3 separate regions of the Homo sapiens genome follow, and all the other regions are linked to region 2. Evidence: chromatin loops called from intact Hi-C (ENCODE). Cell type or tissue: sigmoid colon. All regions are shown on one strand. Region 1 has its middle 16 kb from the start of LINC01799. Region 2 overlaps LINC01798 (long intergenic non-protein coding RNA 1798). Region 3 overlaps LINC01798 (long intergenic non-protein coding RNA 1798).

Region 1 (5,000 bases), 200 kb before region 2:
AGCCACACATAATTAACACATCTTCCTATCCTAACCAGCATACCCTTCTCCGTGCTGTATTCTGGGATTATATGGCTTCTATTTAACAACTTGTTCAAAATATACTGTGTACCTTTACTATATACCAGGACCTGTGCCAGCACCCGAGGTTTTAGCAATTGAGGTAAATAAGACGTACATCTTACCTTCATAGAAAGCTTCTTAATTCCAGGCATTCTAATAGGCAAAATGACCTCCTTAATTTCTTTAAAATTATAATAGAGCTAATCATGTGTTAGTTTTATTTTGTAACAATTAAAATTTGTGTCACCTTTATTGAGGTATAGTTAATACAATAAGCTGCATGTTTTATGGTATAATTTGATAAGTTTTGAAATATGTGTATATCCATGAAACCATCACCACAATCAAGATGGTACATATATCCATCATGCTGAAAAGTTTTCTTATGTCCTTGCGAAGCCCTCTCTTCTGCCCTTCCCACTTCCCATCCCATCCTCAAGCAGCCATTACTCTGCTTTCCTTTCCTTTAGATTAGCTTGAATTTTTTTTTACAGTTTCATATAAATGTACCAGTTTTTGATCAACAATTCTGATGGAAAAGCACATGGCTAAATATAAGCATGTTTTTTCTCAGTCTAGAGACCTAATCTGTTTCCCAGATTTTGAAGATGGCAAACTATTCTGCTATTGTTTGTTTTTTCATAACTTACAGGATTTTATCTGGATTAGCTACATATAGATAAGAAAGGAGTCCCTTGATGTTCACCCTTTCCATTGTATCCTTGATCAAAGAAAAATATTTTTACTTGTGGGTATGGATGGATGCCAAGCTGAGATTTAAACATATTACAGGATTGCTGGAACAGAGAAGTTACTTTAAAAGATCCCCATTTAATTCAAGATAGTTACTGGCTTCTAGACTCTCTATATGCATCTTAGGGAATAAAGAAAGAACACCCCCACACCCCCCCCCACAAAAACTTTGAAAAATTTCAAGTGTTCCAAGTATTAGGAGTTTTTATGTTACCATACATTTTTCTGTAATGATCTCAACTGATCTTACAAGGCAGTTTCAACTTAAATATACTATAAATGTTGATACTTTGTAAAGGGTATGAGCAGGGGCAGGATTACTAGATAAAATATAGGACGTCCAGCTAAATTTAATTTTTACATAAACAATACATAATATTTTAGTATAAATATGCTTCAAATATTGCATAGAATGTAGCAATGCTAAAAGAAAGGATTTTTGGGTTTTTTAACCTGAAATTCAAATTTAACAAGGTGTTCTGTATTTTCACTTGGTAAATCTGGCCATCTTCAGAGTGTGTGTGGTGGGGGTTGGGAGTCGTGATGAATTTGGGAGATATGGCTGGGCAGAGAGGAGAAAGAAGGAGGTCTGAGTGATGGCCGAGATTGGGATAGATGCCCTGTGTGGAACCTATTGAATGGATCCACTTACAAAACTAAAATAAACAGTTTCTAATTGTTACGGCCTAAAAGTAAAAAGTTGTTTATAACCTGTGAGTAGGATCACTTTATGTCAACTTTAAATGATTTTAGAAGCCTGATGTCTGGATCCGGAAGTTGCCCTCCTGGGAAACTCTTTGGACTTGGGTAGTTCTAGCCCTGTGGTTTTTCAGTTGAGTGTCTTATATACAAACTAACCCTTGGTTCAACTGATAAGAAGTTAAACATTTCAGTAAACATGGGATAAAATTTCCCAAGACATCCTTGGGAAAAGGTATTTTTTGGAGGAAAGATCATGTCTAAGGAGGCTTTTATATACATTACACCCTGGAAATTGAAAGACATCTAATTCCCAGAGGTTTCTAGCTCCAGATAACTTGCACAATGCTAAGTTACAAAACCCTATCTGTATGAATGTGACTCAAGCTCATAAAAGTTTCCATCCCATCCAACTGGGGAAGCAACTTCAGAAAGCCTCCTTATTAGCTGCCAAAAATCTTCACCACATACGACCCACCCCCACTTTCTGCTTCTTCCAGGTCATTCACCACTAATGACTGCTATTAATGACTAAGCTATGCCAAAGACAGTATAAGAGGGGGTGGGGGTGGGGGGGGGGGGTTGCAGAGGACAAAAGTAAGCTTTAGGAGTCCCTGTTCTCAAATACATTTCCTTTCCTACTCTTGGACACCATCCTGAATTCCTCCAAGCAGTGCTGTTTAGATGTTTGGATTAGACTCCCAGTTTGCCAACTGCGCATCTGTTTCTCCCCCCACTAAGGGAATCAAGTGCAGGTTGGAAACAGCTCATGGACTATGTAAGAAGACAGGCCCCTGCAAATCAAGGCAGAGCCAAAACCATTAAGTCATTAGGTCTTGTGTTCTCAGGTTTTATAGCGCTCTTATTCACCAGCCATGGTGGAAGCCTTTCTGACGTGCTTCTGACCGCTCAAAGATAAGGTCACATGGCACCTCAGGCCTGTGTAGTGAGCACACAAGGCTCTTTCTTCCTTCCACAGGCAGTGCTGCCTGCGTGATCTGGGCTTATGTAGGAAATGAACTAGATGTTGTGATTTGAGTAGTACTGGGAAATTCTCTCCTTCCTCCTTCCTTTGCCTCCACCCAGCCACCAACTTACCCAAATATTCCAAATATCTTTCAGGTGACTGATATCTGATCCCAAAGCCATCTTGAACTGTCAAGAGTGCAAGTGAAATTCATGTTGGGGGATGTTCACCATTAGTTTAACATGACTCTCCCAGATTAAATGAAAACTCATAGGTTAAGAAAATGGCGACTATAACTCTTAAAGCTGTTGGTGTTTCCTAGAGAATCATCCACTGCCACTTCTTTAATAATTTCAAAATGCCTTACATTTATAAAGTGATCAATAATTATTTGCTTATTTGACAAAAAGAGATATAAAAAGAATGCAATAAAACATGCACTGGTAACCTCTCATATAGGATGGAAGACACATAGGTACTTACTTATTTCCTGACCAAATAAATATCAAGTATGTTATTTGACCAAGTTTGCCCAAAAATCTCTTCCCATTAATGTCTTGCCCTAACTCTCTTAGTGTTTCTGATATCTTTCATGTTCCTCTTAAAGTTTAAACAAACATCTCTGATTGTGTCAGCACCCACATGGGCAAAATAATTTCAAAATTATGTTTTAAAAAAATCTCAAAATTATTATTATTATTATTATTTGAGACAGAGTTTTCGCTCTTGTTGCCCAGGCTGGAGTGCAGTGGTGCGATCTCGGTTCACTGCAATGTCAGCCTCCCGGGTTCAAGCACTTCTCCTGCCTCAGCCTCCCAAGTAGCTGAGATTACAGGCACATACCACCATGCCTGGCTAATTTTTTTGTATTCAAGATTATTTTTTAAAAAACAATTTCAAATTCCTATTTGAGAAACAGAATAAGTTACAGCACACTTAAGGAAAAAACAACAGTAAAGTAGTGGGAGAAGTGGATCTGGAGAGCAGTCTTAGCCCTGCTGCTGCTGCTGCTGCTGCTACTGTTGGTGGTCGTGTAACGTATTGTCTAAACCAGACACTTGTGAGCGTGAAAGGAAGGTGCGAAGGCAAATTAAGCTGCAGCGACAGGAACTCAACAAACGAGGGTGCGAACTCACCCTCCAAGTCAGTTTCTCTCAGAAACTCAGTTTCATGGTCTATGAAATTCAGAGTAAGACAAAATGCAGTTCCTTCAACTCCAAAGCCTTTAGCTGAGAGCCAATTCTCATTTCTTCTTCCTAACTTCACATCTATTTTAAAATAGAAATGCATACTTTGTTTATTCATGTCTCCTCTCACGTCTCTGTTCAATGAACATTTCCGGCCACACAAAATCATTCTGGAGATCAATTTCAGGAAATTCAGTCTTCCTAATAGTCTTAAAGACAGCCACAGCTTTCAGCACTCTGTCAGAAATGCTGTTACTCAAAGGGATGTGTGGACCACTATATCTACTCACTCTTCCTTGGATATAATTTTCCTTTTAATTAGAGCAGGAAAAGAGTGATGGACAATGATGGGAAGACCAATGCAGAATACTTACTCTTCATAGCTGAACCCATTTTCTCCAACTGCCCCATTTTCATTCACAGATCTCCTTTTGCCACACGGCTGCATTATACAGCTTCATTCTGAAATGGCCAATAGATTACACATGCCCCTTCTTCCTGGCTAACAAGAATAACAATTTATTACTGATTCATGTATTATTTCAATTGATCCTCATAGCCATTCTTGAGAGATCTGTATTTGATGATTCAGATAGGACAAGTGACTTTTATAAAGAGACGCAGCTAGCAAGCATCAGGAAGAAGTGGAACCCATTCCAACTTTATTATGCCACACTTTCCCTCAGAAATCCTATCATTAATGAAGTGAAAAGACTAACAACACTGAGTAACAGTTGTGTTTTAATATACTTAAACTACTTAAATACCAGAAGTAGGATGGCATCAACACTGCAGTCAATTACATGTCCATGTATGAAACTCTTATTCAACATTTGGCATGACTGTCCTTAATCCCCAGCTAAGGGAAAGTTACGGATTATTCTTTCTGAAAAAAAAATCACAGGATGCCCAAATGTTAGAGCCAACACTTGTGGATTGTTCAATGATTTTATGTCTTGATTAAAACGACAACCACAAAAACTCATTTCATCTAGCCAAAAAGAAATGGACAGTATGAGAGAGAGTATTCTTAAAAGGGGTATCCATAGAACAGGTCTCAAACTTTGCTTTTAAAGGACAAAGTAAACACCTCATTTAAAAATAGTGAGCAACTCAAAAAATCTTACATGCTTATTATGAAAAAAAAGTTGATGGGACTAAAGACTCACCGGGGGAAAAAACACTCAGCTATTTGGAAGTGTCCTCTTATTCCTTAATATGACTGCCACTAAGTTAACCACCCCCCAAAAGACCTAGGATTGGATTTCAAAATTTAGATGCTCTAAATAATCCCTAAGTACTCTTGAATCCATGTTAAATGCTGAAGTATT
Region 2 (5,000 bases):
TCTTAACAGCGCAGGTTGGCTGGCAGAAAAACTACCTAGGAGGGTTGATAAAGCAACAGTGAAACATGATTTTATTTACTTCACACTTACACCTTGGTCTCTGAAAGAGTACCTGAGTATCTCAGATGCTGGTGGCTACACAAGAAACCTAAAATCAATTCAAATAGGAATTGCGTGGGACATGGGGGAGGTGGAGGAGGGGGACAAGAAAAGTAAAATTATCTGTCTCTTAAAGCTTTTCATGGACTGCATAGTTTGAAGTAGTGAACAACATTGTTATAGGCATCTCAATCCTTTCTTAGGTGTTATGTATTTAAAGCAGGTAAATAGGGTTTTAGCAGTGCTAAAACCATACATGCAATATGATTATAGGAATAAAATGTGTTTCTAATCCTTAATGATAATGTATTCTTCTAAAGACAACCACTGCATGGTTAACTATGTTGAATGTCCCTGATTAACAAGTGGAAGGCAGTGACACAATTAAGAGGTTATCTGTAGTAATAAAAATGCTCAAACCTGTCTTGGAATGTGATCCCTTTAACAGATAATTTTTAAGAATGCATGTCCTTGCTTTCTCTGTGGAGACACACGTTAGTGATCCCAGGAGGGGAAATAAACATACGTTTTTAAATGAAGATATTTAAAATGTACCCCATATTTCAGCATGTTGCTGTAACCTGGTCTTTTTTATGTTCCTCCTATAAAACCTAAATTAAGCCTCTTAGGAGTGGTTTTGCTGCAGGTTTCAACTAAAAACACAATACATTTTAAATGGTTCCAGTACTTGAGTGCACTTTAACATGTAATCACTAATGTGCATTCTCTTCCTCTCTCTTCCAAGCACCAGTCCTTCTAAAAGGATGAGACTTCTTTAAAATTTAGCTTCATTTGAAATGTAAACTTTTAACAAATAGTAATTGCTTCTGTAGCTCTATTGATGAAGTGACTGGCAGCAAATCTTTTCTTTCTTTTTTTTCCCCCCTCTCTCTGTAACATTTTGAAATACCCATCAGTGTCAAAGAAAACTGCACACGCCTCCTTTGGTGCTCTAAATAAGGCTCAGCAATGTTAAGAAAAATGTCAGAAAAAGCTCAGTGGATTAAAGGAACATTTCTGCATCATGTCAAGGAGGATGGCAGGGCAGACTGGTCTGCATAATTTTGAAAGATATTTTTTGTAAAACGCGTACTCTTATGAACCAAATGAAATTTTATTTGGAAAGATTTGATATTGTATTTGATAACATACAACCTTCAGTTGTTTTTCTAAATCTTGTTATTTTTTAAATATGTCTTTGGTATGTATTCTTTACATTAGAACTGTAATACACTCATCTTTTGGTAGAATGTTCCTGTACCCGGGTGCAGCGTTAAAATACATTTCAGACTCTTTCATGCATTTTTCTTTTCTTTCTAAAATTCTTGGAATGTTCACTCAGCGGAAGCAGTGAAAATGCTCGGCTCTTCCACATGCAAATTTATTGAACTAGTCAGTCATTTTTCCCCTTAAATAAAATGTGTGTATAGTTTTGGAGATTTTCAAAAAATAAATCATTTACATGCATTTGTGTATTAAAAATAAATTGCTGGTGTGATGTTTTTAGTTTGTTTTGTTCTATTTTACTAAAGAATATGCAATAGTCACAAAATAGTGCAACGACAGTAAAATATTCCACAGTATTGTAACTACGTAATTAAAACAACGTCAGAAAACACCTTACAAATTTAATACTAGATACCACCAGAAATGGCAAGATTAGTTTTACAGAAACAAGGTAAGTCTCAGCTGATTTTAAATATAAACTTTTCCAAAACAGGTTAAAAATGAATTTAGACAAATTTGGCTCTTAACCTTTAAAGATTTCCTGCCCGCTTCTGTATGTCCTTTATTACATTAATTTTTTATTTAAATTACACCATTAACTGGATATGAATTTATCAAGAATACATGTATTGATTTATAAAACAGTACCATTAATTATTATAATAGCTAGATGTAGCTGATATTACAAAGCCATTTAAAGGTTTTTAATATAACTTGGACATACATAGATAGATAGACATTATGGACAAGACTACAATTTAAACTGGCTACCAGCAGTTAATGAAATCCTTGATTTATATTCTAGTTTAGAGATTGATTATATTGTTGCTTTGTAAAACTATTTATATTATGCCATTTTTCAAAGGATGTCTCAATAAAAAAAGCTAAATAAAATATTCAGTCAATTCCCAAAGCAGATTTTGTTTTCTATATTTTAAATGCTGGTGAAAATAATTGATTGTGTGTGTTCCAAGCTTTGTCATTTACATTCCAGAGGTGGCTTTCCTGATGGGAGCCTCGTTTGCATATGCACACTTTCGCACACTTTTGATCCTTGCAGAAACAAATCGCTTTTCTTTATTTCATTATGCCTCCCACCCCCGTAACAAACCCATGTATATTTCACAGACCCCGACTATCAGGACACATAAGTCTTTCTGGCATCTTTTATGTTATGCATTTTTTTCTTAAGGTTGTGGAAAACTGGGACTTACCCCAAAGCCGCAAAGCAGGCAATCACGAAGAGTATTTGGGTAAGAATGCAATCTGAAGAGGAAAAAAAGAAAAATGAGGAAGAATATCAGCAAATAACAGTAAAACTTTCAAATTACTTTTCAAATGGTAATTAGCCAGCAAATAGATTGAAATTTAAATTCTTTTCACATTGTACTTGGTTTGGGTCTCCCAGTCTCTTTATTTATATCACTTTTCCTTGCCTGGCAACATATGTTACCGATTTATTATAGTATTTTTACTGTTAGCAGACAAATCTGAAGGCTAGCTGAGAAGGCTAGCTTCATCTGATGACTTTAACAACAACTGCAGGGCATCCTTGAGGGTGAGCCAATAGGCTCTTTTGAAGCTATAATACTGTTAACCATTTTGATGCTGAAATACTTCTCATAGCCAAAATTGGCTCTGTCTTTTCATGGGCACTCCAGTTTCTACACATAAGAAAGTTAATGTAAATGATTTGTTTTGTAAATATTTCAATAGCCTTCTAAGCACTTTCTTCCATGTGTCTTAAGTTCCCTAAAAGCCATCGGTTTGTTTATTTCCCCTTCTTTTACAGACACTGAAATCTGTGGCACACATTCATAAGTAAACAGCTATCAAACATCAGGTTAAGTTGTCACGTCCCCCTCCCCCATGCCATTAATTCTCTGCTATGCTATTAAAAGAAACAAACATCCTTTAGAATTTAAATGATCATGTTTCTCTGGTATATGTACAGCCTAGAAAAGTAAAGTTCAAGCAAGATTCTTCTTGGCTAAGAATCTGAAATTACTTTCCAAATTAGAGACACCATTAAAATCAAGACCGTTTTAATAGATACGTGACCCTAGCTAAAGGTTTATGCCTTTTAATATGTGCATGTGAAAACGTCTGTTTTAGAATTTTATTTGTTGACTAAAATATTCATTTTAAAGTTAACAAACTTCCATTTTTATGATTTCTAATGTACGTCAGTCCAAATTATCTTGTCGTTTTAATTTAAAATTTTTAGCAACAATTTCTCAATTTAAGTGTCTACGTGGGATTCATTTACAATTTCAGGTACATTTCATAAAACCTCCTTTGAGCATTCATGACTTGAAAATTTAGAAATTAAATCCTGATTACTGGAAGCCAGTATTTCTTGTCTAAAGGATCTGGCTCAGCAACTAAAATTTAACGTAATTTCGATATTGGGAATTCAACCCATAAAAAAACAGATATTCAGTGCAGTACTGGGGGTTCTGACTGTCAAAAATGTCCATTTTTAGGACCTGAAATACACTCTGGATCCCTGGGATCCAGAAGGCACTAAGAGACCATTCAATATGTCCATCCAAACATATCTAACATGAGAGATTCTGTCTACAAATCATAATAATGCCACAGCTCTCCAACGTATTTAAGAATACACAATCATATCTGGTTTTAAGACATTTGCATATAAAATTTGACTTCAAAACAGGTGGTGAAATAACTACATCAATGCAGTCATTCATCTGATTCTCATTTTTATGCAAAGTTCTCAGGTCTTTATCATTTATACTTCAATATACTTTAACAACTCTTATTTTAGCATTTATGACAACGGCCCCAACCACTGCACCAAAAGAATAATAATAATGATTAAATGTTATATTCAGAAATATATAGTTGTATAGTTTCATCCTAGTCTAATTAATGATACTATTTAAGTTGGCCGATAGTTTATATCTGTTATCAGATACTTACAATATGTATTTCTTTTTTGTCCCAGCGTGGCATTGTATGGTGACTGTGGGTAATTTTAGGTCAGAAGTAATTATGATCAAAAGGATTTCAGCTTCAGAAAATGAGGCCAACTTTTTGAAGGCATAAATGCACTCCATTCCAAAAGTGATTATATGTAGGGTTATGAATTCCCAAGTGAGTCAGTGCTAGTCCTGTCATTCTAAATGCCCTAATTAAGACAAGTTAGTTTTTAAATATTATTCTTCTTCGAAAGATGGAGACAATAAGGTTGGAGGGCCAAAAGTTTTCTTTGTCCTCAAAAACATATGTTTTTGAACCAAAATCTAATCTCCAGCAGAGTTTGATCAGCATATTTAGAAGCCTGCCAACTGTGTACACAGGGCTCCGTGCTTTTCTAGAACAGGTCCGCTACTCTGATAATCCAGCTGGCAGTGCCCTTAATAGAGATGCCTTCCCACCCTCCTCTACCTACCACATTCTCTCTCTCTACTCTCTCTTTCACCTTAAAACAGGTGTCTTTTTAATGCCTGAGTCTAAAGATACAGGTTTCTCTGGCTTCTGGCTCCAGCTCTGTCATGATCATTTTTAATAATTGACATGGCCCCTTCTCAAAACCACTCAGATTCTTAGCTGGAATCCCTACTCCACCCAACCTCAACTCTTCCCCGAACCCCATGGGCCATCCCCCTGCTTTCTGTTTTGTTCATCACCTTGGTTTCGTCACCCCC
Region 3 (5,000 bases), 110 kb after region 2:
TTTCAAAATGATATTAACATACTTCCTATACTGCTCCCCTACTGGAAGTCATAATTACAACTCACCCTTCTCTTTGTCCACCAGAATCGCTTTGAGCAGTCCCAGCAAGTCAACCTACTTTGGGCATGCGTTTTGCATTTTGCAGTGCCCCCATCCCTCCCCAGACCTATATGTCAAGGAATAGGGAGCTGAGACATGACACGTTAATGTTTTTAACAGGGGATGCTCTCTGCTCCCACAGAAAAGGAGGGAGACCCTGAGGAGAGGGCGGCCGAGAGGGAGAGGGAAGGAATCACGGCGCCACTCCTGCGGAAATTCATATTCCGTGTATGTTCCTCCGTCACCTGAAATAAATCCTGCCGGCCTACCCACACAGACCCAGCAGCACTTATTTATTTGCATGTCATGCTTATAATATGGTAGAAAGCAAGACGGATCTTCGAGGAGGGGAGGGGATGAGGCTCACCCTTCAGGCTCACTCTCTTAAATAAAAAAGAATTGACCGGCTGGGCGCATAAGAATTTATCTTGAGTTTGTGGTCATTATCTCTATTATATAGCCCCGGCAATAAATAAATCGGGTAGTTACTACCCAACAATAAAACTGTAGTGTATGGGACACCTTACTATTACTTTCTTAATAATCTGCCGTTTCTTTCACTTTAAATCTTCCCAGTCATGTCTTCACACTCGTCTACAAGGATCTATCTTCACCCCTTGAGGTACCAGACCGCTCGGATCATTTTTATATGTTGTGAACACAATAAGTTTTCCTGCCTAGACTTTCTGTTTTTCCTCCTATTTCTAGGCTGCCTAATCTGCTTCAAGACAAAGGGTCGGCCCAGATCAAATGTGTTTTTTCCTCCTCTCTATTTCAATCACGTTGGGCGTCCAAGTTAATGAAGATCGCCCTACATGCGGCAGCCAGCTACGGGGCCGCTAGGAAAAAGGGAGCAACGCAGGGTCCAGGAGACCCAGTCCCGGGAAGATGATCTGTGCTTCCGCGGTGGGCACGCCCTTGGGCGCGCGCGGGGTCCAAAGGCCGAGTTGGAGAAGCCCTGCCTAGGGTAGTTCTACCTCTCAAGACCCTCAACCCTATTCTTGATTGTGTGTGTGCCCATGGAGGGATTTCTGGGGGTCTTGACCCCTCCTACTTCTCGCAGCTCGCCCCCTGACCCGGGCACAGCGCGCTACCCGCGGACGCAAGCGCGAGCAGCGTGGACCCGCCAGAGAAGTCGGTCCTCGCTCAAGTGCGGGCTCCCCTGCGTCCGCGGTCATTAAAACCTCACGAGGGGGGCTCGGCCTAGGGAGCAGACGCATGGGTAGGAGTTGGGGAGGGAGGCGTCCTGAAAGGTTCCCAGACCCGCGGGCTGGGGAGAGAGCCTCTGCGCTCACACCTGGGGCTCGCCTCCTGCGCGCAACTGTTAGTTACGCGGCTCCCACCCCAGTTCCTACTGGCAGCCAGGCGGGAGGCGCAATCTGTTCGGAGCCAGAGCCTTGCAGAGCCCCAGGGCCCCCAGCCCGCGGGGAGAAGGAGCCTAGCCGACGTCCGGCCGGCGCCTTCCAAAAGCAGCTCCACATTTGCTTTCACGCCAGCGCGGAAAGTGACCCGTCCCCGCAAAGCGGACAGCAAATGACCGCCTCATCCGCGGAGCCACCCCGGCAGGGCGTCTGGGGAGGTGCGCGGGGAGACGAGAAAAGGGACAGTGGGGCGGCGGGGAAAGAAAACAAACAGACCTGCATCGCTCCCCCTTTTGTCTTTACACTGCTTATCTCAAGAAATCAACTCAACAACACTCAACAACAACAAGCTGCCACCAAGCTTGTTTTTGTTTGTGTGACTTAGATCACAGATAGAACTAGGGACCAAACCTCCAAGTGTGTGTGTGTGTGTGTGTGTGTGAGAGAGAGAGAGAGAGAGAGAGAGAGGAGAGCCGCAGCGAGGCTACTGATGGTGAAGGGACGGTGAACTTCTCACCTTTCTTCAACTCAGAACAACACGTCCTTTAAAAAAATTCCGCACCGCCGAGTGTGTGAGTGTATGTGTGTGTGTTTCGCTGTTAATTGCATTTTGCTGGGATGATCTTTTACGACTCGAAAACAAGCAGCTGGGAAAATATTCACGTTTGGGACAGAAAACATTTTTTATTTATATCTTTGACATTTAAAAGAGCAGAATTAATTTGTCCTGTCTACATTAGCATTGAGAGAAAGTTTCAGAAATCTACCCGGGGGGAAAGGGAGGGGGGGAAAAGAAAAAGAGAAAAAAGAAAGCGAAGAAAGGAAAAGAAAAGCTAGGCTTGGTTTTTCTTATTTCAGATCTGTAATCAATCATTGAAATAGGAGGCAGCAAAACTGTAAAGATTCGATAGATTAAAATGCAAATGAAAGGTAGAAAAAGAAACATTAACATGGCGATCAAAGATTTAATAACCATAAATCAAGTTTTTTTTCTGTTGCAGCTGCAGTTTGTGTGTTTATGTTTTAATCATGTTCGTTCCATAAATAAATAATTTTGAAACGAGACTAATTTTTCATTATTTTAACAGTGGGCTACAACACTAAATATTAAAAATAGAAAGAGTATATGATGCAGATCCCCAACCAAATAAGAGAAAGACTTGTGTTGATTGGTTAAAATCAAGGGGTTTCAATTTTATGTTTTGAAAATCAGAGTATTATGCTAAAAAATTCTATCTTAACTGACAAAGCCCAAAGTTTTATTTTCTCTTTAATATTTTATGTTAACGACAAGATACCATTTATATTAAATATATGCATGGCTACGTATCCATTCCAGTCTGAGCATTTTCAAAGAACGGAAGTGTCAGAATATTAAATAATACAAACATATATTATTTCAAAGTGCCTTGACAGAATTTCTGGAAAATAATACTCTTTAGGATAATCTGCCTTCCAGAGAAAAAAGTGATGGTTCAACACAGTTAAAACTTTTCTAGCTTTATTATTAAAGTTATTTTTCCAAGGGGGAATATTTTAGCCGTTTGTTTTATTATTCAATTTAAGGTTTTATGTCAATGTGTCAAATTATCAGAGCACACTCTAAGTACTCATTTTCTCAACTATAATGAAAACTTTTCATTTAGATCTTTTTATGTAAAACATTAATTTATATCGTTAATTTAGAAGTATCTAGAACTTAAAAAATAAAACACCTGAACTTAGTTTCTCTCTCTCTCTCTCTTTCTCTCTGTCAACATCTTATTAACATAGAGAGGACATACATTTTCAGAAAATTTGAAACTTTTTTTTTCTGCTAATACAGACTTGCAATGTTTAAAATAAGCTTTTTGCTTAATTCTGCTTTTGAAGGAATGATTCCCCCTAGTATACTAAAATGATGGGTTAGAATTGTTTCAATTTCTCCTCTTTCCACAAATGATCACCAAATATGGAATACATATTTCCTTTCTGAAACCTTTAAGTTAAATGTGAGCTAAGTTTATGTCCACTCGCCGCCCCCCGCCCCCCCCCCCGCAGCCGAACAATCACGTTTTCACTGTGACAGTCCAATAATGCATTTAGTTTAAAATTACAATTACACTTGGACCTTTTCTCCTTTGTATTTTTTCATTTACTTCAGTGCAACAAGATGACTTGATTTCCATAGGATTACACGAACTCTATTCAGTGTTACTGGGATATTTCTGCTCAACTAAATGCTTGCCTTAATAGACAAATGAACTTCTTTTTATTTGCTGGAGTTTGTAGATGGTTTTAGATAACAGTGTGCAACTGATTTAGTTATTGTTGTTGTGAGAATCGAACAGCCACAAAAGTCATTTCTCTAAACTGAAGAGATATGACTCTGTAAAAAGGAGAAGCAAGGGCAGAATCATGGGGAATTATTTCAGTTTATAGCTATTATTAATTAAACTGGATGTGGTTTTATTCTGATCTTTTAGTACCGACCTTGTTAAAAGCTCCCAGCTACCTGCCTTTTTCCCCTCATCCCCAATTTTTTTTCTATTTATTAGGACTCATGTGGATTGGGATTGCCTTTTCTGTATTATATTACCAAGCAGTTACAGTGTAAAATCTCATGCACCTTCAGACGATCGCACCCCTCCCAGGGGGAAAAAAAAAAAAGAAATGCTTTTTTTTCATTCAGTTTTAGCATCTTGTTTCGTTGAAATGCAAGACAGGTACTTGATTTAGCATTTAAGCAAAAGGTTACACAAACCGCGTTTTAGAAAGTGTTGGGATGTCCGACAGGGTCAGCCCTAGATCAGATCATTTTTTGAATGCAGACCTAAAGATAATGAGTACTTGTTGTATTAAAGGGGACAAACAGTACTTTGGCTTCCTCTGACCCCAGAATGCACGGCTCGGTTTCATTGATCATCCTCCTTTATGAGATAATGCAATTACAAACATCAATAAGGGGCTGCAAGGGGAATCATTATGCGGTGACAGTGATAAATGACGGTGCAGAAATAGCATGCTTTTCCCCCCTAACAATCCAGGAGCCCAGGGGCTCCGGGGGCTGAACACAGTCGCCAAGGAAACAGATGACATCCCAAACGGCACCAAAAGAAAAAAAATGAACAGTCTTTCTTTGCCTTTCACTCTTTTCCGTCTTCCAAAGAGTTAGTTTTGGCTCAAGCAGCAGCTGCTACACAAGGCATTTCGTTATTTCAAACATTAAAGACTGGAACGGGCAGTGGGAGTCTCCTCCCCTTTCATCCCCACCCCCACTAGATAACACACAAAGCTCGCTGTTCACAGTTTAGGACTACCTGAAAATGCACGTCTCAAAAATCAGATTGGGATGGGGTGGAGGGGCGTCGGGAACGTGGATTTGCACAGCCCTTGCGTTGTGTTTCCCCTGCTTTTGTCCAGTGGAAACTGAGTCTCCAGAACAAGCTGGCGCCTCGCGGGTCGGCCAGTAAGGGAACGGGTGCGCGTGGCTCGCCTCCATCTCCCCGCAGTGCCAGACGCTGCTCTGTGCCAAGGCGGGGGCTGAGGAGCAGGCGACTG

What was found. A loop is a pair of places that touch in the nucleus more often than their neighbours do. Peaks named below come from ENCODE experiments on the same cell type or tissue, not always from the same donor. Only the 100,000 strongest peaks of a DNase experiment are listed, where the experiment ranks them.
Region 1: it touches region 2 in a loop (6-fold over the local background); 2 of 110 quality-filtered maps call a loop at or near these places.
Region 3: a loop joins it to region 2, with 8 times the contacts of the local background. A loop is called at or near these places in 18 of 110 quality-filtered maps.

Annotation. Positions count from the first base shown.
Region 1 is chr2:66,886,318-66,891,317 of GRCh38, reverse strand. No RefSeq gene overlaps it. Among named protein-coding and RNA genes, the nearest start is that of LINC01799, 16 kb to the left of the region's middle. In sigmoid colon, no CTCF peak of the experiment used is centred here; a DNase peak (open chromatin) is centred at 2,397; H3K27ac peaks cover 519 bases.
Region 2 is chr2:66,689,264-66,694,263 of GRCh38, reverse strand. It overlaps LINC01798 (long intergenic non-protein coding RNA 1798), which reads right to left. Exons shown (of 6, transcript NR_110156.1): 5 at 2,541-2,592. Among named protein-coding and RNA genes, the nearest start is that of LINC01797, 11 kb to the left of the region's middle. In sigmoid colon, no CTCF peak of the experiment used is centred here; a DNase peak (open chromatin) is centred at 2,887; H3K4me3 peaks cover 4,915 bases.
Region 3 is chr2:66,578,153-66,583,152 of GRCh38, reverse strand. All of the region lies in intron 1 of LINC01798 (long intergenic non-protein coding RNA 1798), which reads right to left. Among named protein-coding and RNA genes, the nearest start is that of LINC01798, 6.6 kb to the right of the region's middle. RefSeq lists an enhancer at 3,310-4,919. In sigmoid colon, no CTCF peak of the experiment used is centred here; DNase peaks (open chromatin) are centred at 372, 1,382, 1,982 and 4,812; H3K4me3 peaks cover 5,000 bases; H3K27ac peaks cover 1,413 bases; H3K27me3 peaks cover 277 bases.